Linked DNA regions of Homo sapiens: regions 2, 3 and 4 are each linked to region 1. Evidence: chromatin contacts called from ENCODE Hi-C or POLR2A ChIA-PET data. All regions are on one chromosome and are shown on one strand. Each heading gives the region's core, a stretch centred on a gene start or an enhancer-like site at or near the end of the contact. The rest is flanking DNA. Distances are from core to core; before and after follow the strand shown.

What was found. A loop is a pair of places that touch in the nucleus more often than their neighbours do. ChIA-PET counts read pairs that join two places held with the same protein, here RNA polymerase II (POLR2A). Pooled maps may share reads with other maps.
Region 2: a map of ascending aorta shows a loop between it and region 1 (7-fold over the local background). The contact joins the promoter of CTTNBP2NL here to the promoter of PHTF1 in region 1. A Hi-C loop is called at or near these places in 1 of 168 maps with a recorded cell type or tissue (ascending aorta), 2 of 37 single-sample maps with no recorded cell type and 12 of 50 pooled maps.
Region 3: a pooled map shows a loop between it and region 1 (2.9-fold over the local background). The contact joins the enhancer-like site here to the promoter of PHTF1 in region 1. A Hi-C loop is called at or near these places in 3 of 50 pooled maps. POLR2A ChIA-PET finds 5 or more read pairs at or near these places in 2 of 52 experiments (OCI-LY7 and activated T-cell).
Region 4: a pooled map shows a loop between it and region 1 (3-fold over the local background). The contact joins the promoter of MOV10 here to the promoter of PHTF1 in region 1. A Hi-C loop is called at or near these places in 4 of 50 pooled maps. POLR2A ChIA-PET finds 5 or more read pairs at or near these places in 4 of 52 experiments (H1, PC-3, WTC11 and 1 more).

Annotation. Positions count from the first base shown.
Region 1 is chr1:113,757,356-113,762,298 of GRCh38, forward strand. PHTF1 (putative homeodomain transcription factor 1) reads right to left here and starts at 2,131. Exons shown (of 19, transcript NM_001323043.2): 1 at 1,668-2,131; 2 at 1,304-1,378; 3 at 344-400. The coding sequence starts at 1,348. It overlaps RSBN1 (round spermatid basic protein 1), which reads right to left. Exons shown (of 7, transcript NM_018364.5): 7 at 4,477-4,943. RefSeq lists silencers at 771-900, 1,534-1,853 and an enhancer at 2,004-2,583.
Region 2 is chr1:112,393,454-112,398,396 of GRCh38, forward strand. CTTNBP2NL (CTTNBP2 N-terminal like) reads left to right here and starts at 2,761. Exons shown (of 6, transcript NM_018704.3): 1 at 2,761-2,819. RefSeq lists a silencer at 2,959-3,008.
Region 3 is chr1:112,632,865-112,637,807 of GRCh38, forward strand. All of the region lies in intron 1 of CAPZA1 (capping actin protein of muscle Z-line subunit alpha 1), which reads left to right. It also overlaps the pseudogene RNU7-70P. Among named protein-coding and RNA genes, the nearest start is that of CAPZA1, 16 kb to the left of the region's middle. RefSeq lists a silencer at 2,940-3,039. Within about 2 kb of position 2,732, at least 4 of the 41 ENCODE cell types and tissues checked have a DNase peak (open chromatin) inside an H3K27ac peak, as active enhancers do.
Region 4 is chr1:112,672,506-112,677,448 of GRCh38, forward strand. MOV10 (Mov10 RNA helicase) reads left to right here and starts at 2,154. Exons shown (of 21, transcript NM_001321324.2): 1 at 2,154-2,224; 2 at 2,343-2,544. The coding sequence starts at 2,408. RefSeq lists a silencer at 2,555-2,954.

The DNA of each region.
Region 1 (4,943 bases), core at 881-3,380:
TGTGTATTTCCAGCTTCTCTTGAAAAATCTGAAACTCTGGCAATATTTGGACCTGCACTGCCAAGTGGTAAAAACTAGCCAGAGCTAAGTAACCCCAGCCCTATTTATATGGGACATTTGCTCTCTAATTCATCATAGAACAACTCACTCCTTTCTGTTTTCCTGATAGTGAGGCCAAAAATCAAGTGTCACTTCTCATTATGCTTGCACTGCTTTTCTTATAACCTTCAAAGATTAAAGAATGCCATACTGGTAGTTAAATGCAGAGTTTACCAGGTAAGTACAATTCCACTCTTCATATTAATGCAGTGAAACATAGGCGGAATCAAAGAAATCAATTTACCTTAATCTGAGTCTGTTCGATTGACTTTTCCCATATCTGCTGATCGTAGGCTCCAATCTGAAAGAGGGAGTAGTCTATTAGTTAAACGATGCAAAGGAAATCCTTACATTATTAAGTCAAGCCTCATAAAAGTCATGAGCCTATTAAGTATCAATATGCTATGTGGAAAATATGCTTCTCAAAAGTTAGAATAAATCAATACTTCGAAGGACTGTTTCCTTCAAAAATCTAAAATAGCTGGACCTAAAAGTAAGTTCAAAAGCAATGCCCAAAATATTTCAAATTAATATTACCTTAAAAGATATTTCCACTTCTTGGGCGGGCATGGTGGCTCACGCCTGTAGTTTGAGACCAGCCTGACCAACATGGTGAAACCCCGTCCCTACTAAAAATACAAAAAATTAGCCGGGCGTGGTGGTGGGCGCCTGTGATCCCAGCTACTCCAGAGGCTGAGCCCGGGAGGCGGAGCTTGCAGTGAGCCGAGGTCGCGCCATCGCCCTCCAGCCTGGGCAACAAGAGCGAAACTCCGTCTCAAAAAAAAAAAAAAAAAAAAAAAATCCACTTCTTAAGGAAAAGAGCACTAGAAAAACTAGAGAGGAATAAAAGATAAGGAACAGCTCAATAAGATTGTTGATAGTATCAATCTGAGCTGTGCACATACAGGTTTCATGTCTTTTTTGTTTTTAAGCAGTTTGATCAGAAGCAAACTTTCAAAGCATTGCGGTGGCATTGTGTATGCAGCCTGAAGGAGGTGGCTTGTAAACCTTATTCTGGGACCTGGAACCGGGTTTAAAAGACATAATGACCTTGTACATCTTTTTTTTTTTTTTTTCATTTATGTTGAAGTATACATGAACACCTGGCACTACTAAACTCGGGGGAAAGTAACATTATATTATTTGTGGGAGCTTTTTGCAGGAAGAATGCTTTACAAATAAAAAAAATATATATATGTATTACCTTCTTTTGGTACCACGATATAGCATCTCTCTCATTTGAGGCCATCTGTGTCTCCAGCCAGAGAATGGGATTTCACTGAAAATGAAGGAAAACCAATCGGTGAGTCCAGCTGCTGAAGGTTACTCTCCCAGTTTGGGTAGGACGCGAAAACCGCTTCTCTCAGCCTCTCCATGAGCTGCTCTTTCTCCAGCTGTTTGCCAGGGAAAACACAACAAACAAACAAAAAAAAACTGGCGCAGCGGCGACCGGAGAAGCCTCTGCAATATATCGGGCGAGCGTGTTCGTGGGTGCGGGGGAGGGGCAGGGGCCGCCGCTGGAGTCGCCCGGCACCCGCCTCCTTCGCTCGCCCGCGTCCGGCTCTCACCTAGTGCCCGTTGCCCCGCGGGCCGGCGCCCGGGACCTCCGTCCTCAGTGCCCGGGGTCCCACCGTGAGGCCGGGGGCGAGGCGGCGGGCCAGGCAGGCCGCATCTTCCCCTCCAGGCGGAGACGCCGGAGAGGCCGTTACCATGGAGACCGCGGAGGCCGCCCCAGCTTCGGAGGCAGCCGGCCGCCCAGCGCCCTGAGGGCGGCAAATCGATCGCCGGTCAGAGGCCGCCTACAGGGTCACGGACTGACCAGAAAATAAGCAGAGAATGAACTGGAAAATGAGGGGGATTAAAAGTGAAGGCCTCCAGTCGCCACGGCGACAGCAAAAGGCTTTGTGCCCAGCTGGAAAAGACAGGTGCAAAGGCCCCGGACCCCGAGAGCCCGGGAGCCCGGGAGGAGGAGGCGGCGGCAGCGGCGCTCGTCTTCTGCGGGCCGCGCCGGGATGCAGTGACTCAGCCGTCTGAGATCTGGGCTAGAGCCGCTCAGCCGACCACCGGGCAGCAGCCTTCGGCTTCCGCTTTCCGGCTTTCGCCGCCGAGGTGGCTCCGCCCCTGGCCCGGGGCCTTCCCGCCCAGCCTTGGTCCAGGCTCCGGGTCCGAGGGCCTGGGGAGTCGCGCGGCATATCGATGGCCAAGAGCAGCTCCCTCAGATCACCCTTCAGGCCTCAGCTTAAAAGTCACTTCCTCACAAACGACTCTCCCATCCAGCGGTCTAAAGGAGGTCGGTCCTGATACTCTAGTAGCTCACGTCTTTGTGGCACTCATTTTCGTGTTTCATGGCTTAATCTCTGTTCCCCAGTGGGCTGTGGGCTCCATGAGGTCAGAGACTGGGGCCTGGCACAAGCCTGGCACTTAGGTTCCCAATGTTTGTTGAGCGAACGAATCAATGTTTGCGTGAATTTACGCTGCCCTGGGAGGAAGGGCCAGGCTGCGGCTTAGTGACTCCCTTCCTCTCCCGCCCCTCAGCAGCTCTGGGTCTGGAGCTTTCTAGTGCTCAAAGGTGTAGGGGGAAAAGAGGAACAAGTATTGGGCAGTCACAGCTTTTTCCAAATTAGGGTAAAGTTAGGTGGCGGCAGGAACAGGTTAATTAGGGCCGATAGAGGTCAGGAGAAAGGAAAGAAAGGTTGAACCCTCAAGTGAATATTTAAGGATACGTTAAAAGGATTTTTAGGCTGCTTTTTTTTTTTTTTTTTTTTTGGCCATTAATGGAACACTGTCCCCTTACAGCCATTCTCCCCACCTTATTTGAAGCCGTGTTCTTGCTAGCCCACAGCGTGTAGCATCTGGGTCAGAGAAAGCTAATGACAGATGATAGCTTCACTTAAGAAAGCCTAAGAGGCGCTGTACTCAATGTTTTGCAGACATTATTTCTTCTTATCTATTGAGTGGGCACCAGGTGGAAGTTATCCCATTTCACGGATGAGGAAAATCGACTAAGCTAAAATAACTCCCACAGGACTAAGTTTTACAAATTACTTCACCCAGCCTGGGCGCAGTGGCTCACGCCTGCAATCTGGGCGCTTTGGGAGGCCTGAGGCGGAAATGTAGCTTGAGCACAGGAGTTTGAGACCAGCCTTAGCAACATGGCCAGACCCCGTCTCTTAAAAAAAAAAAATTAGCCGGGGGTGGTGGCGCGCACCTGTAGTCCCAGCTACTTCGAAGACTGAGGCAGGAGGATCGTCTGAGTCCACGAGTTCGAGGCTGTAGTGAGCTATGATTGCACCACTGCACTTCGGCCTAGGCAACAGAGACCTGTCTCAAATAAAGTAAAAATTATTTTACCCTTATTTTTATATTGCACACATTGGCAGTGGTTTCCTTCTGCTTTTGCTCCTTGACAGCTTTTCCTTTCCTTAGTGCTAAACATTACAATTCTGTTGAGCTTCAAGACAAATGGCCAACTTGAAAAAAGAGATAAATGACAAGTGAAAAACGTCGAATTTTGCACACGTAAATATTTAACCTCAATTACATTAATAGCAAAAGTACTTTACTTCACTGTTTGGCACACAGATTTTCAGGGAGTGTCTGGAGGAACTGAATCAGGTAAGAAGTATTAGAGAATAGTGGTAAGTAGTAAACCATTTTTCAGGTGCCCTGTTGGAAACTATTCAGTGCTTCCTGCGGCTACCAGCGAACAAGGTCTGAATCCTTGCTCCCAACCAATAATCTGTGATCTTAAGCAATTTATTCAACTAACAAGCCTGTTTTCTCACCTGTATTATGGAGATAGTCACCTTCTTAAGGATGTGAGGATTAAATGAGAAACCCTCATATAAACTGCCTGGCCCATGGCAGTTACTCAAAAAATGTGAAGTCCCTTTCTTTTCCTTTCCTAGACAGAACCAAAGGCTATCAGTGCTTAGGACAGGTACCTCAATTAAAGATAACTTCACACAAAAACTGATGAGGAAAGAAATCCATTTTGTTGTGTCACATTAATACATCAATGACATAAAAGTCTATACGCCATCTTCATTAATACTCAATGCACTTTCAAGAAAATCCACATCACCAGAATAAAAATTTAAGACTGTCCTCTTTTAAGTAGATACACACCAATTTAAGCAATTAAGAGGCATTAACTACAACAAATGTCAAGTGTATTTTTTCTTCTTCCCCCAAACTAATTGCATCTCAATATGGATGGAATTTTCCCCAGACATCTTTAGGAAAGAAGTCATAAGATTTTCTAAAAATTTTTTTTGAAGTAGTAGGGGATACAGTAGGTGAGGGATTCGTCCTCTAAAAACAGGTTCCAGGTATTTAGAACTCACATATGCTATGCATTTTGTGATGAAACACCAGTAAAGGACAAATCAGACTTTTTTTATTAAAAAAATACTTTACAGGAAAAAAAAAAACTATGCATTCCATTGTCCTATTTTACAAAGAAATAGCTTAACAATTTAACACACTTAGACAGCTACAAAAAAGCACTGTGTTAAAAGGATTATTCACACAAATTTAGATTTAAGACTATTCATTAAAAACCTTTTTAAAACACTCGTTAATGTCAATAAACAAACTAAGGCCACACAACGCAAATAGTCCGCCAGGCAAATATACATTTCATCTATATGCAAAGACCTCTTAGATAAATAAAAGCCACAGGAAAAAAAGTCTTAGCTGCCAATCAAAATGGAGTTTACTCACAGAAAACACTATTACATGAAAATTTACAACATGTGATAGTAGTACATAAGTATTTCTTTAGAGAGAATTGAAAAGTGCTATATTTTAAGAGACAGTGGTCTCAACTACATGCACAAGTG
Region 2 (4,943 bases), core at 1,511-4,010, 1.4 Mb before region 1:
AAAATGATAGACATTAAAATGTTATATTTTGTTATACAAATCTAAGATATTGTTATGAACCATTTTTTACCTCTGCGTACACCTATGCACCAGACTCTAAATTTATTTACAAGGTTTATGTATTGAAGAATCACAAACCTCCATAACTCTCTCACTGCTACAATCTGAAAGATACACGAGGTTCACAAGCCCTGCCTGTTCCCTACTTCTAGGGGTGAAAAATTAAAAGGAAAGCAATCTGAACACCCTCAAGACTCTGAATCCTACAAGGCAGGGATGTTCTCATTTTTGCTGAGTCCTTCTACACTCATTTAGGAATACGCAGAAGGGAAGCCAGGAAATCAGGGGAGTTGCCCATTGCTCTAAAGGAAGTAGGTCACAGAGCACTGCTCCCACCCAGTCAGCCAGGGAAAAGAATGGGTGGTGGTGGGTTAACAGCTACAAAGGGAATGAGGGAAAGAAAGGAGGACCTGCCGGGCATGGTGGTTTACGCCTGTCATCCCAGCCACTTTGGGAGGCCAGCAGGTGGATCACCTGAGGTCAGGAGTTTGAGACCAGCCTGGCCAACATGGCAAAACCCCATCTCTACTAAAAATATAAAAATTAGCTGGGCACAGTGACAGGCGCCTATAATCCCAGCTACTCGGAAAGCTGAGGCAGGAGAATCGCTTGAACCCAGAAGGCGGAGGTTGTAGTGAGAGATTGCGCCATTGCACTCCAGTCTGGGAGACAGAGCGAGACTCCATCTCGATAAAAAAAAAAAAAAAAAAGAAAAGAAAAACAAGGGAGGAGCTGATTCACTAGAACAACTCTTAGAGTGACTCAGAAGCCAGCAGAAAATAGCTTGTTCTCCCACATCTGCTTCATTGTCAGGCGATGAGGCACTTCCTCATTGCATACACATAGGCAGAGCGAAAGGGAGGAGGAGGAAATGGGATTTTTCAAGTTCCTTTGCCTGCTCCAGCACCTAACACTCTGTATTTGTAATCATTTCAGACATTTTGTTTCAAGTCAATATTTATTGAGTACCTACTCTGTGCCTGGCCCCTCATTTTAGCTTTCAGATTGTCAGTTTTCAGAACACAAGGCATAATGCCTTTCTGAAGTTCAGTATACCCTGCATCATTACTCCAGATTCACTTACACTGCTATCGAGCACCTTCACTCATAGTCTTGCTATCCTTCATATACAGAGATGACCCTCCCAAGCCTAAAATCAACAGGGGGAGGCATAGAGCTGTCCTTCTGGCTCTAATGTTTGCTTTACCATCATCCACGCCCATTCTTAGTCCAGCATGTGAGAGCCAGTGTGAAGTGAGCAGAATATGGCATAAGTATGGAGTCATACATCCTTACTGGAAATTCTTTACCATTTACTAGCTCTATGACTTTATTTGACTTCTCTGAATCTCTATCTTCTCATCTGTAAATTGGACACAATGATGTCTATCCTACACTGTAGGATAGATTTCTCATACAGCACTGAAAATGACATCAAATACCATTAAATGAAAGTACATGGCACAGTGATAACATGATAAATACTTGTTTACTTCTTTCAGACTATAATCGCACAAACTGATCACATCCCTCAGTCAGACTGTAAACTGCATGAGGCAGGCTGCATCTGCCTTGGGGACTGTCTGCCTAGGCAAGCACTAGGTCCCTAATGCTGTCTTGCGAATTATAATTGCTAAGTTTAGGGATAATGTATTAAGTGTACTACATTATTTATGCATTATGAATATTCGTCTCAAATATTTATTATATTGTATTTTAAATAATGTGGTTATTGTAAATGTAACCAGCTGCATCAATCTGTGAGCTGACAGCCATTCTGTGGAAAAGGAATTCAGAAACTTTGACCTTAGGTAGGGATACAACTAGTTATACATCCACTCCCCTCTCTGAGTTATTTGGTCCTGCCTAAGACTTGCTGCCACCAAGATCTGCATTCCTGTGTTCACAAGGCAGACATTCCTTGCATCCTCTGTACTCTCCATTGTTTCAACTTCACTGCAAACACCATTCCCCACAATATAATGAGGCCAAGGAAAGAAAAAAGTCGCCTCAGCTGGCAAGCATAGGGTGGAAAAACCTGCCACACAAATTTGCAATTATTTGACTTCCGCCTGGAAGGCAGGTCGGCTGGGTTTATGTCCCCCAAAGTTAGTATCCTCTTCTGTACAAAATGTGGTTGAGAGAAGGGTGATCTCCAGGTGTTTCATCTTTGCACCCTTGCTTCCAGCACCACGCCCACAGGCGCTTCCAGAAAAAAGAAAAAAAAAAAGGGAGCAAGGAAGCCAGGTTTTTCAACAACGAATTCATTCTAATGCAGACACCAAAGCCCACTTCATTTATTAACATTCTGGATAAAATCCCAATCGATTAGGCCACCAGAGCCCTCCATTCCTAAACTCCGCGTACAGTCAGGTAAAAGCACGAAGCACTAGTCACGGTCCTGCCCAGACTTTTCACGCAGAGGTGGAAAGTTGCAGACCCCGAGCCGGGAGGGGCGCGAGCCCACCCTGAAGCCCAGGACCCAGGAGGGCGCTTCCTCCCGGAAGTGACGCGAGCTCAATCCCGGCCTTGCTCTTCCCAAACAAAAGGGATCTTGGGGCCCCGGGAGGAGCCTGAATGACTTTGGAGAAGCCCCGCCTCCAGCCGGCGCGGATTGGGGCCGAGGCTGGAGAAGCAAGGAGGCGATTGGCGCTGGTGAATGCCAATGCCCCCGCCGGGCGGCTGAGGGGGCGGAGCCTCAGCCGCTGTGGATGGGGAGTGGAGGCGGAGGGGAGCGGAGCCCGGAGCGTCGTGGAAAGGTAGGAGCAACTATCCCTGGGGCTTGGTGATGGCTGGGAGGCCGGGTTCTCAAGAGCAAAGCAAGGATAGGGGCACCGGTAGCCTCCCGCCGCCGTCTCAACGGCCTCTGGGCCCATCCCCTGAGGGGGCGGGGCCGTCTCCTCCACCTCCCGGTATTCCCCGAGGAGGCGGCTCCTCATCCTCCGAGGGTCCTCACAGCTACTTTTTGTCCCTCGTCGATTCCCAGCTCCTCAGAAGGGGCTTCCCTCTGACACCCCTCATTCAAAGGCACCTCCCACCCCGCACCTCAGCCTTGGCGGAGAGGACTCACAGGTACCGATTCTCTAGGCTGCCGCCCCCAACCCCATTTCGTACCCCCGGAAGGCCAAACATCCCTCCCTACACCTGTCCCTGCTCGCCAGGGTGGGACTGGAGCTGCTTTCCTCCGTAAGATAAAATTGGTGTTTCCCAAAAAGGAGGGATGGGGCGAAGCAAAAATCAAAGACCGACCTAGACAGCCAGCTTTACGGAGGAAGCGGCTTCTCCCACTTAAGTTCTTCCCATCCCCCATTCTCTGATGCTCAGTCTTCCTCCCGCAGCCCCTCGCATCCTCTGGCCTCTTGTGAGGAGTCGAGAGCTCTCCTGTTTTGGGACTGTTTTGGACTGTGAAAGAGGGAGAACTAGGACCTCCTCTCCTTCACCCTTTGTACCTTCCTTCTACTTTCTGTTCCTTCTGGGAGCACCCAGCCTCTAAGGGTTTCTTAGGTTTGAATTGCGTTTCATTTTTCCTTTTCCACCCTATTTCCTCCCTGAGAACTTGATGAAAAGCCATCTTATATTTCACAGTGAGGTGGGTGTGTTGGATATCTGCAGAGCTGGCTTTGTGTGGGCAGGAATGCAGTATATGTTGCTTGACAGTCAATGAATAACACCATGTTTTCAAATGAAACAGTATACATAAGTAAATAAGTAGCAGTGGATTAGGAATGAGTATATCCCAGTCTAGGGTGGGCTGGTCCATTGCTCAGGGAGACTGCAGTTAACCTTGAAGGTATACTGCAGGTTGAAACAAAAGACAGGAAGTGTTTGAAGAAAATTCAGGGTCAGTCATCTAGGTTTATGATTAATCTAGTCCTATGTCCTTTGGTAACTCTCTAACCCCTTTTTTATAGTGTCCTCCCCGCCCCCAGGAAACATTCATGTATATTTTGATTGGTTTTACGATCATCTATCAAAATTTAGAGGATGAAAAGTAAGAACAATTTTTAAATCTCAGAGATAAGAGTAAATAAAGGCAAGGTATTCTAGCTATTCATGTTTACCAAAAAGTGCCTCTTCTAGTGTGCTCCTAAAGGTTTTGTCAAGTGGTCTTCATTTCAGCAGGTGCAAAGTGTTGATTTTGACCTCATGTTAATGTCGTTGAATCCCCAGTAATCATCTATTGCTAGCGCTTTTATATATTAAAATTTACCATGTTTTTAGCATAGTTTCTTTTGCTTCCAATCTCAAGTCTACCTCCCCTCTGTCAGCTATAGCCAAAGCTGATGGCAATAAAATGCAAGGAGTTGGAATCACGGAGGGTGATTGTAATGACTGTTGTCTTTTACCTTCTTGATTAGACTTTCTGAAGGTAGACTTCCTAAAGATAATTACTTTTGAATAGTTAGGTTTGAAGTTTTCAGAGCCACTCGGTGCTCACAGGTCTTCTCAGTGATTGTTTCCAAATCTCCAGTAAGAAAGTACAAAGAAGAAACTGGAGGGTGTCTCTAGCAAACGCAATGTGTGCTGCAATAGAAGGGTAAGACGTGAGCTCCCAGCAATAACAGCAGAAAAAACTAAAAGCAGAACAGAAAATCCCAAAAAGATAAGTTGTATTATATCAACAGAGAACAGAAAATAAACTAAGGTAAGAGACTAAGCAAACCAAAGTTGTGATTGCCGAGGTTTAATAGGAAAAAGCAAATAATATTCTTTTATTATTTAGCACAGTAAGCAAGATCTGTTTGTTACACTTTTGGGTCTTGAAAATCTTTCCTTTAACCTTTTCAACACCTGTTTGGTCATGCTAGGTGAAGAAAAGCATAGTATGCAGAGGATAGATGTCTGATCTCTCTCCTTGAATTATAAATTCTTTGAGGGCAGAT
Region 3 (4,943 bases), core at 1,482-3,981, 1.1 Mb before region 1:
GAGTGAATGTGAAGCAAATTATTTGGAAATGCCAGCATCTATTTTTTATAATGTTGATTCTGATTTAAGATATATCTTTATGCTTTCAAGTCTTATCTCTTGCTGATAATGATAAACTATATACATCTACAATTTTATTTCTAAGTACATTCTGTGTATCTCCAGGTCTCAGCTGGGAAAATAATATTTAGTTTATTTAGAATTTTAAGAAACACAGATAACAGTAACTTTTATTTAGTGAAACCAGTACTGTATACATTATTACTAACTGTGGTCACCATGCAGTGCAGTAGAGCACTAGAACTTATTTTTCCAGTCTCACTGTAACTGTATACCCTCTAATTTCTATCTTTGATATCTTTCCTTTCCCCATCCCTTCCCTGACCCCTCAGCCTCTGGTAACCACCATTCTATTCTCTGTTTCTCTGACATAGGCTTTTTTAGATTCTGCATATCTTATAGTGAGATCATACAGTATTCATCTTTCTGTGTCTGGCTTATTTCACTTAGCATATATCTTTCAGGTCCATCCTTGTTGTTGCAAAAGACAGAATTTCCTTCTTTTTAAAAGCTGTATAGTATTCCATTGTGTGTATATAACACATTTTCTTTATCCATTCATCTGTTGAGTTGATTGATACTTAGGTTACTTTTGTATCTTGATTATTGTGAACACTGCTGAAATGAACATGGGGGTGCAGATATCTCTCTGACATACCAATTTCAGTTCCTTTGGCTATCTATCCAGAAGTGAATTTCCGAATCATATGGTAATTTTAGTATATTGCGGAATTTCCATGCTGTTAGTATTTTCCAAAATGGCTGTACTAATTTACATTCCCACCAACAGAAGGGTTCCTTTTTCTCCTTATCCTGGCCCAAGACTTGTTATCATTTGTCTTTTTGATAATAGCCATTCTGACAGGCATGAGGTGATATCTCATTGTGGTTTTAATTTGCATTTCCCTGATTAGAGATGTTGAGCATTTTTTCATATATCTCTTGCCCATTTGTATATCTTTGAGAAATGTCTGTTCAGACCGTTTGCCCATTTTAAAATTGGGTTATTTGTTTTCTTGCTATTGAGTTGTTTTGAGTTCCTTATATATTTTTGGTATTAGCCCTTTATCAGATGTATAGTTTGCAAATATTTCCTCCCAGTCACTTAGTTGTCTCCTCTTACTGTTAATTTTCTCCTTTGCCATACAGAAGCTTTTTAGTTTGATGCAACATCCGAAATATCTTCAAATGGGAAAAACTCCCTTAGGAAATAGCATTGAATTCTGTGCAAGCAGAACTTACCAGGATAAGAATAACATCCTGTACATATCTCTTTCAGGAAAAATAAATGCAACTATTTATTCTTGAATACTTTTGGAATGGGTTAGAGTGAAAATAAGTAAAATAAATATTTACGGAGGCATAGTTTACTACTATTATACTTTCTTTAAGTATACCCTATTTGGAAAACTTTAAAAACTTTGAAATATGTGTTATTACTTCAAAGGGAAATTGGAACAGACATTTTCATAAAGCTTTTTTGGTCAGTAAAAAGTTGTGTAGTTATTGGTGGGGATTATTATGATGGCAATGATAGAGAATATAAAGTGGCTAGGACCCAAAGGATTTCTAGAACAAGAGGATTATTTTCTTTGAAGTAGTAATTTGATAGTAATTTGAAGGGTTTGCTCAGTTTATAATTTAAAGTAAGAGTTATCCTGCTGTGACCAGTTAAGATAACAGTAGCTGACATTTATTGAGCCTCTCCTGTTATATTTTAAGTATTCTGCTAAAGATTTGACCATATATTGTCTCATTTAATCTTTACAACAATTTTTTTAAATTTAATATTGGGTAGGTTGGTTTCTGGTGAAAACCAGAAAACCTGCTACACAAATTCTAAAAGAGCTGTAACAACTCCCAACAATTTTTAAGGAGTACATACTATCCCACTTTAGGGAGAGGATGTGGTTCAAAGAGATTTTTAAGTGACTGAAATTCAAAACTGGGTCTGTCCAATCCAGAGCCTATATTTTTCCATTTTGCCATAGTACCTCATAATAATCTTTAAAACTGAGAACATTTCCTTTACATCTTCTTATTCAAAAAGGATTTTGTAAATATTTACTCATTGCCTGCCATGTGTAATTTAATTTGCTAGACCCTGTAATATATAGAAGAGGAAAGCAAGGCAGTTTCCCTCCCAAAAAAACTTGAGTCTTTGGAGGCAGACTAGTATCTATAGAACTAATTATCAGTAGCAGTTATATTTTAGGTGCTATGATAAGCATTCAAATACACTTTGAACACTTTTTACGGTTGGGTTGGAAGAACCCAACCTTAAAAAATGGGAAGGATTTAGACAGACCAAGATAGGGAGAAAGGCACAACTTTCAAGGAGAGTATGAGTCAAGGCCAAGAGGTGAAATCTTTAATACATTCAGTAGACTAATGAAGGAGGTAAAGATTTTTATTGACCAGGGAGACATGCTGGCAGAGATTTGGCTCCTAAAGTATACAAAACTGGGGTGGTATAAACTGACCAGGCCTTTGCTGATAAGTGGAATGTGGATATTATCTAGCGAAAGAATTCTCCCTTTTCTGTCTAGAATTATCCACCAGTGCCCACAAAGAGTTGCAGTTGTTAAATATTTAACTTAAAGTTCGTTTGTATGTGTTTGTCAAGGACTTTTTTTTTTTTTTTTGAGACGAGTAGCTGGGATTACAACACCCAGCTAATTTTTGCATTTTTAGCAGAGACAGGGTTTCCCCCTGTTAGCCAGCTGGTCTTGAACTCCTGACCTGCCTCGGCATCTGAAAGTGCTGGGATTATAGGTGTGAGCCACCGTGCCCGGCCCAAGGAAATAATTTTAAAAGCTAGTGATGGCTGGGCTTAGTGGCTCACGCCTGTAATCCCAGCACTTTAGGAGGCTGAGGCAGGCAGATCATGAGGTCAGGAGTTCGAGACCAGCCTGGTCACACGGTGAAACCCCACCTCTACTAAAAATGCAAAAATTAGCCAGGCGTGGTGGCAGGCGCCTGTAGTCCCAGCTACTCAGGAGGCTGGGGCAGGAGAATTGCTTGAACCCGGGAGGCGGAGGTTGCAGTGAGCTGAGATCGCGCCACTGCACTCCAGCCTCGGTGACAGAGCGAGACTCTTTCTAGAAAAAAATAAAAAATAAAAGCTAGTTATGAATAGGTGCAATGTTGATGAAATGTGTGGGGTCTGTTATTAAAAGATTATCTAATAAGCTACAGTTTTATAAATTCCTTAGGACATTTTCTTAAGATTCTTGCTAAAATATGGTATATGAAAATCTAAGAAAATTAAGCCACTTCTAGGGAAAATGAAACTTAGGACTTTTCAGTGCGACTGATTTTTAAACTTTCAGTACAGATACTAGTAATGTGAAAATGAAATTTTGAATCTTGCAAGGATTGGTTTATTATTATTTCCCCCTTTTAGAGGTAAGAGAATAAGACGAATGGGAAGAAATTGAAATTTAGGAAATCTTATCTTTTGTTGGTTATATATTTTAAATCCCCCCTTTTTAGGTTAGGAACAAAATATAATTAATTTTATGCTAGTAATTTTATTGTAATATTTAAATATATGAAAGAGGAAATTATGTAAAAGCCTCGGATAGTCTCCCTTTAAAATATTCAAGGAGTTACACCGTTTAGTGTAGATACTATCTGATGAATACAGTGTGTAGTGAAACTGTTACTTTATGAAATAGGGACAGTTTTTTAAAGGCTTTTTTTTTTAAGCAGCAGTTCAGTTTTTGTTCAACTAAAACCTTCATATTAGTGATTCTCAAGTTAGAGGAGCTGACATACCTCCCCTTTATGGGAGATAACTGCCTTCTTTCTTTCACTCTCCCACCCTTGAGAATGATTGACTAAATCACTGTTAATGAAAATGTCATCCCTCATCTGTATTGTAGCAAAGATATTTTTTCAGTCACTAACTGCTTAGTCATTTCCCTCTCCCCTTTTGCTCTATTAATTTCATCTTAGCTTTGACCCAGTTTTGAAGTTGGATAAAATGTTAACTTTTAAACTTATTTATCATTTTATCTATTCTTCTCAACTTTGTAACAACTGCATCTTTCACAAGCATAGCTTTGACTCAATTCTTGGTTAAAACAGTCTAAAAGGACAGTCAAATTCATGTGACACACTAAAGGTAATCCTCCAGACTTATACTTCCTTTTAATACTGCATGATATAGTTGAATGTCTAAGTTACAATTCCAGCTCCACCCATTTATTATAAGCATGCAATCTTAGACAAGGCACTTACACTCCCTGAACCTATTTCTTGATTTATAAATGGGGATAATAGTCTCTCCCCTGCCTTCTTTAACAAGCTGTTTTAAAGATCAATAAAAGAAACAGCTTACATAAGAGTTTTATAAACAATAAAATAGTATTCATTCATTCACATTCCTAGCATGTTCTAGGTCTCAGTCCTGGGTATACTGCAGTGAACAAACATAACAAGTTCTTTTGTTCTGTGTCAGGGGTTGACAAACTATGGCCAGTGGGCCAAATCCAGTCCACCATCTGTTTTTGTTTTGTTTTGTTTTGTTGTTTGTTGAGACAGGCTCTTGCTCTATTGCACAGGCTGGAGTGCAGTGGCACAATCATAGCTCACTGCAGCCTTGACCCCCCAGGCTCAAGTGATCCTCCTGCCTCAACCTCCTGAGTAGCTTGGACTACAGGCATGTGCCACCATGCCCGGCTAAATTTTCTTGTTATTTGTAATAGAGATAAGATCTTACTGTGTTGCCTAGGCTGGGTCTCGAATTCCTGAGCTCAAGCGTTTCTCCAGCTTTGGCCTCCTAAAGTGTTGGGATTACAGGTGTGAGCTGCTGTGCTGGGCCCACTGCCTGTTTTTATAGGATCTATAAACTAATGCTTTTGGAATGGTTGAAAACA
Region 4 (4,943 bases), core at 904-3,403, 1.1 Mb before region 1:
ATTTTGGTTTGAAATGACACTGCTGAAGACTTTTTTCATCTGAGCCTCAGTGGTTATCCCTCTATTGCTTGCCTAGTTCCAGTGCCTGTTCTCTTTTATAGTCTAAGACTTCGGTGCTGGACTCATCTAGGTTCATGGGATGCTTGGCAAACTTGGCATATTCTCTTCAAACTCAAAGAATGATAAATATTTGAATGCCAACTTGTGAATTTACAATTTTCTATAAAACTACCAAGTAAACCAAATGCTGGTGACCATTGTCTCGTTTTTCAGCTACCTACTATGTGAAAAATCAAAGGAAGATTGGTAAATATGAACAAAGCTGGATTGTCCTGTAGTTTAAGTTGAGCTAACTTAAATTTCTTCTTTGAACAGATAGGGTATATATAAATGCACAGAGTATATATAAGCTCTCTGAGCACAGAAACAAATCTCACATCTGACGGCCAGAGGTCACTCTCCTCACCATCTTGGTTTTGGTGGGGTTTAGCCAGCTTCTTTACTGCAGCCTGTTTTATCAGCAAGGTCTTTATGACATGTATCTTGTGCTGACCTCCTGTCTTATCCTGTGACTTAGAATGCCTAACCTCCTGGGAATGCAGTCCAATAGGTCTCAGTCTCATTTTACCCAGTCCCTGTTGAAGATGGAGTTGCTCTGATTCAAAGAGCTCTGACAATAACAATTAGAACCCCATGTGAAGTAGATTTTTCTGGATGAAATTGTTTAGAGAAGTTCCATTGTAAACAAAGCCACATAGCATCACACTTTTTACCCAAGGTTTTACTATACTGCAGACTTTTGTGTACGTTTTGAGAACATCCAAGACATAAACCTGACCAGAGAAGAAGGGAGATTGTATCCAAGAATAATAGGGATTTAGATTTGCTGGTCAGAATGGAGCCAGACATTCAGTTTGAGTACGGTTGATGGTACGTTTTTGAGATGGTAAGTAACAAGGCAATTTTTAAGAGTTCACCCTCTCTATTCTTCTGGAACCTCATCAGGACATTGAGGGAGAAAAAAGGTAAAATCTTTGGCTGCTTTTCTAGTTTTTTCTTCTACTTTGCATAATAAGTTTGTAAGATGTTTTCCTCTGCCCTATTTTACCCATCCCCGTAGCTTTGGTTCCCACTGACATTGCATTTCCTGTTGCTAAAGCCTGTTATTCCTGGCTTCATTTGGTTGTTGGCCTGAGAGAAGGTACCGGGTAGCCCAGCTGGAGTATGACCTGGGTTCTGGACTTTCTTCAATTCCGTAGATTGAGTGTGTGGCCTCCTGCTGGTAGCTACTATGGAGAACAACACTAGCTTTGATTTATTTGAAAGTGATGTATTTGATTTAAAACTTTGTAGTGTAACTTAGCTTGTCCCATTCTAGTGTGTGTGTCATTTCATTCTGCGGGAAAAAAATAGATACAAAGGTTTGTTATTGTAGCCCCACCCCCTTAAATTTGTCTATACAGTCTTCTGAAGCACACTGCCCTTTTAGTTCTCTTCTTGGTACTGATGCTGTCACTATTAACCACTTATTATTGCCTAACACAACAGTCCCTTACGCTCAAGATGCTAGTATTTTGATGAATATAAGGGTCCACCTTATATACCAGTAAAAATTAAAGAGCAATACAGACTGGAATGCAACGAAGCGCCCAAATATGTGGCTCAGGGGTAAGGGTCGGTCACCAGCCTTTCCACATAAGCCGATGTGGCAGAGAAAAGCAATTACTGTGTATCCTGGCAGAGCCCCTTGTCCCTCCCTCCCACACGTACACACCTTTATCTCAGAGACACTGGGTTCTTTTCCCCAAACTTCTTTGACCCTTATGCCAACTACGTGCGTCTGAAAGCCCGAGAAGGGAAAATGGGGGAGGGGGCGTGTCGCCCCGAGTTTACGTCCCTGGAAGGCTGGGGGAGGCGCTGGATGAGCTTCCCCATTCCGGCCGCAGCCGACCTAGATCCCAGCCCTGCCCTTTGCTCTCCTGCTTTTCACTGAGTCCCGAGGCTCTGGAGGGTGGGCGTGAGGGTAGCCCTGGCTGAGGCTCGGAGGTCCTCCCGGGCTGTTCAGAGGGCCCCAAGCGGTAGCCACGTTCTGATACTGGCTAGAAGCCAGGGGAGGGAGCTTGGGGTAAGGGGAGGGCCCTGAGGGAGGGGTCAGACGCTTTAGGAAAGAGTTAATGCGAAGAGGGGGAGGGGATAGGACGAAGAAACCGAAGGGAAAGCTCAGGTAAGAAAAGAACGGAGGAGGGAAGCCTGGTGGGGAGAAGGGAGCCCGCAGGATCAGGGGTCAGAGTTAGGGGGCTTCCCTCCTGCTGCACCCTCATCTCAGGGCCGCCAACTTCCAGCTGCAGCGGCGACTTTCAGTTTCATTTCCACGGACCCTCCTGCCTGGGCCGCAGCCGCCGCCGCGATGCCCAGTAAGTTCAGCTGCCGGCAGCTCCGGGAGGCGGGCCAGTGTTTCGAGAGTTTCCTGGTCGTTCGGGGACTGGACATGGAGACAGATCGCGAGCGGCTGCGGACCATTTATAACCGCGACTTCAAGATCAGGTACGGGCCGGCCCACTCCCGGCCCCGAATCGCGGGCCCAGCTTGCTGCCACGACCCCCGCGCGAGGGCCACCTTTCCCGCCCCGGGGCGCAGAGGGACGCAGCTCCCCCAGCGGCTCAGGCCAGTCCCGGGGCGGCGCAGACCTCCCCTCCCGCGCCTCGCCCACGCCCCACCAGCGCCGCCCGGAGCCCGCCAGTTCTGCCCGAGCTGGGCCCCTGCGCCAAGTCGCCGCGGAGAGCCTCCCGCGCTGCCCGCGCCCCCGGAGGCCGGAACCCGGGGCCGGGAGCTGCGTCCCGCGTCCATGCGCCGCTCGCGGGGGCTGAGGGACAGCGCTCGCGGTGGGGGAGGGGAGCCTCCAGAGGGGGCCCAGGCATCGCGGGAGCGCGGGTTAGAGGCTGCCTGTTGGGGGCTGCGAGCCCGAGCGCGGGCTTTACAGGGACCTCTGCCACCTTGTTGAGGCGCTGCTGCCTCGGGGGTCCGCTATCTGGGAGAACTGAAGAGGCCCAGGGTAGAAGGGAGAAGCTCAGGAAGCTCTGGAAAGAAGAAAAGGGCACAAACTACGTGCGTACCAAACCTCCATTAGCACCTGTGGCTTCTCCATGGAGACCCAGGGGCAGAGCCAGCCTTCTGGAGGCTCCCTTTCACCCTGTGGCTGAAGGCTCTTTGGTCTCCTTTTCCTGCTACCACCCAAGTGAAAATCAAAGAGTCTTCTGTCACACCACAGAATTGTGCTTCAAAAACACGTTTATCAACAGGCTGCTGCCTTGCGTGGAAAACCAAGAAGCAGTTTAACAAGGGTAAACGTAAAGACTTGTACAAATAAACATAAGGTAGTGGGAATCTGGGCTTAATAACAGACCTCCCGAAAAAGACCTTGGGTTTTAGCAGACCAGAGGGCCAGTATGGGTGAGATATGGCTGCTAAAACAGCTGAAGTCTAAGATTGAGCTAACAGAAGTGTGATTTGGGGTGGGGGAAAAGGGTAGAGACTCTCCATATTGGTGAAATCGTGTCTGGAATATCGTTTTCACTAATGGTTATCACATTTGGAGAGGGATATTAACAGGCTTGAACAACATCTGAGAAGGGGCAAAGATGATGAGGCCCTGTTTTATGTCACCATGCTGGACACTATGGGGACTCTTAAGATGAAAAACACACAATCCCAGAGGAGCATCAGAGGCTATGATATGCATGCAATATACATGTACACAATATAGGATAGTACATGGTAAAATGGAGGATTATACTAGGGATGGTAAGAGAAAAATGCTGGAGGAAAGAGCGAGCATTTGCATCACATGGTATCAACACTTAAGGTATGTGAATTCACCTATATCCACAGAGTACAACATGGCTAGGAAACAAGTCACCTACTTCTTTTGGCTCTGTTAAGGAAAAAGTAATTGGTTAAAACAGTAAGGCTGACTTGACTCAAGGCTATGGTAATAGGGTATTGCAATAGGAAAGAAGAGAGTTGGAGCTCAATTCCGAATACAGCAAAAACAGCGGGGGATTTATGACCAATGAACAGAGTAAGGGGATCAATATATAGAAAATTACTAAGAGGAGTCATAAAGAGTGGGAGGATTTTTGCTCACCTGACCTAACAAGATTCTTGTTAAAGGCAGACCAAGGACTTGTACATCAAAGGCGGGAATGAGGAACTTGATCAGATATCAAGCGTGGTCATGCATCAAGGGTGAGGAGTCTCACTAAAATGACTTCAGTATTCTTGCTAAAACTGAACTAGGTGGGCCTAAGACTGAAGGGTTTGGGGAGGCAAGGTCAAGGGCTAGTCAAAAAGAGGGCTCAGGGGAGTCTAACAAAAGTTTGATCAAGGAGAGTCTTTGTCAGCTCTAAACCAAAGGTACATAGTATGTTTTAGTACTGGGGAAAAACTGGTTGTGTTGGATTGCATACAGAAAGCCAGATATACTGTATATTATGGGTGAATGTAGGCATTTTCCAAAGTAGTTTTTACTGTATGCACTTGTGTTTATGCAGATAAGATACCACTCCTCTGTAATCATTAGGGGATGTGATGGAGAAGATGGCATTGACTTTAGCCTTGAAAGAGATAAAATTTTAGTACATAGAGGAGGTGGAAAGGCCTTCTATGTGGGTTCATATTCTATCCTGAGACCCAGTGAAAGAAACTCAGAAATATTTGCCTCAAAAATAGAAAAATCAGACAGTACAAGGTAATTATCCTTGACTATTTTGGAGTGTTATAATGGATAAGATTGCACTCCTGTGTCACTCCAGAAGACAGAAGCGGGTTTCATCAACTATCCCCGCTCTGTACCCTCATCATGTTGGGGAAATGTATGTTCAGATTAAAGAACTTGCCTACACATCCTTTAAAGCCAGGCTGGAATGCTGTGAAGTCAACCTTCA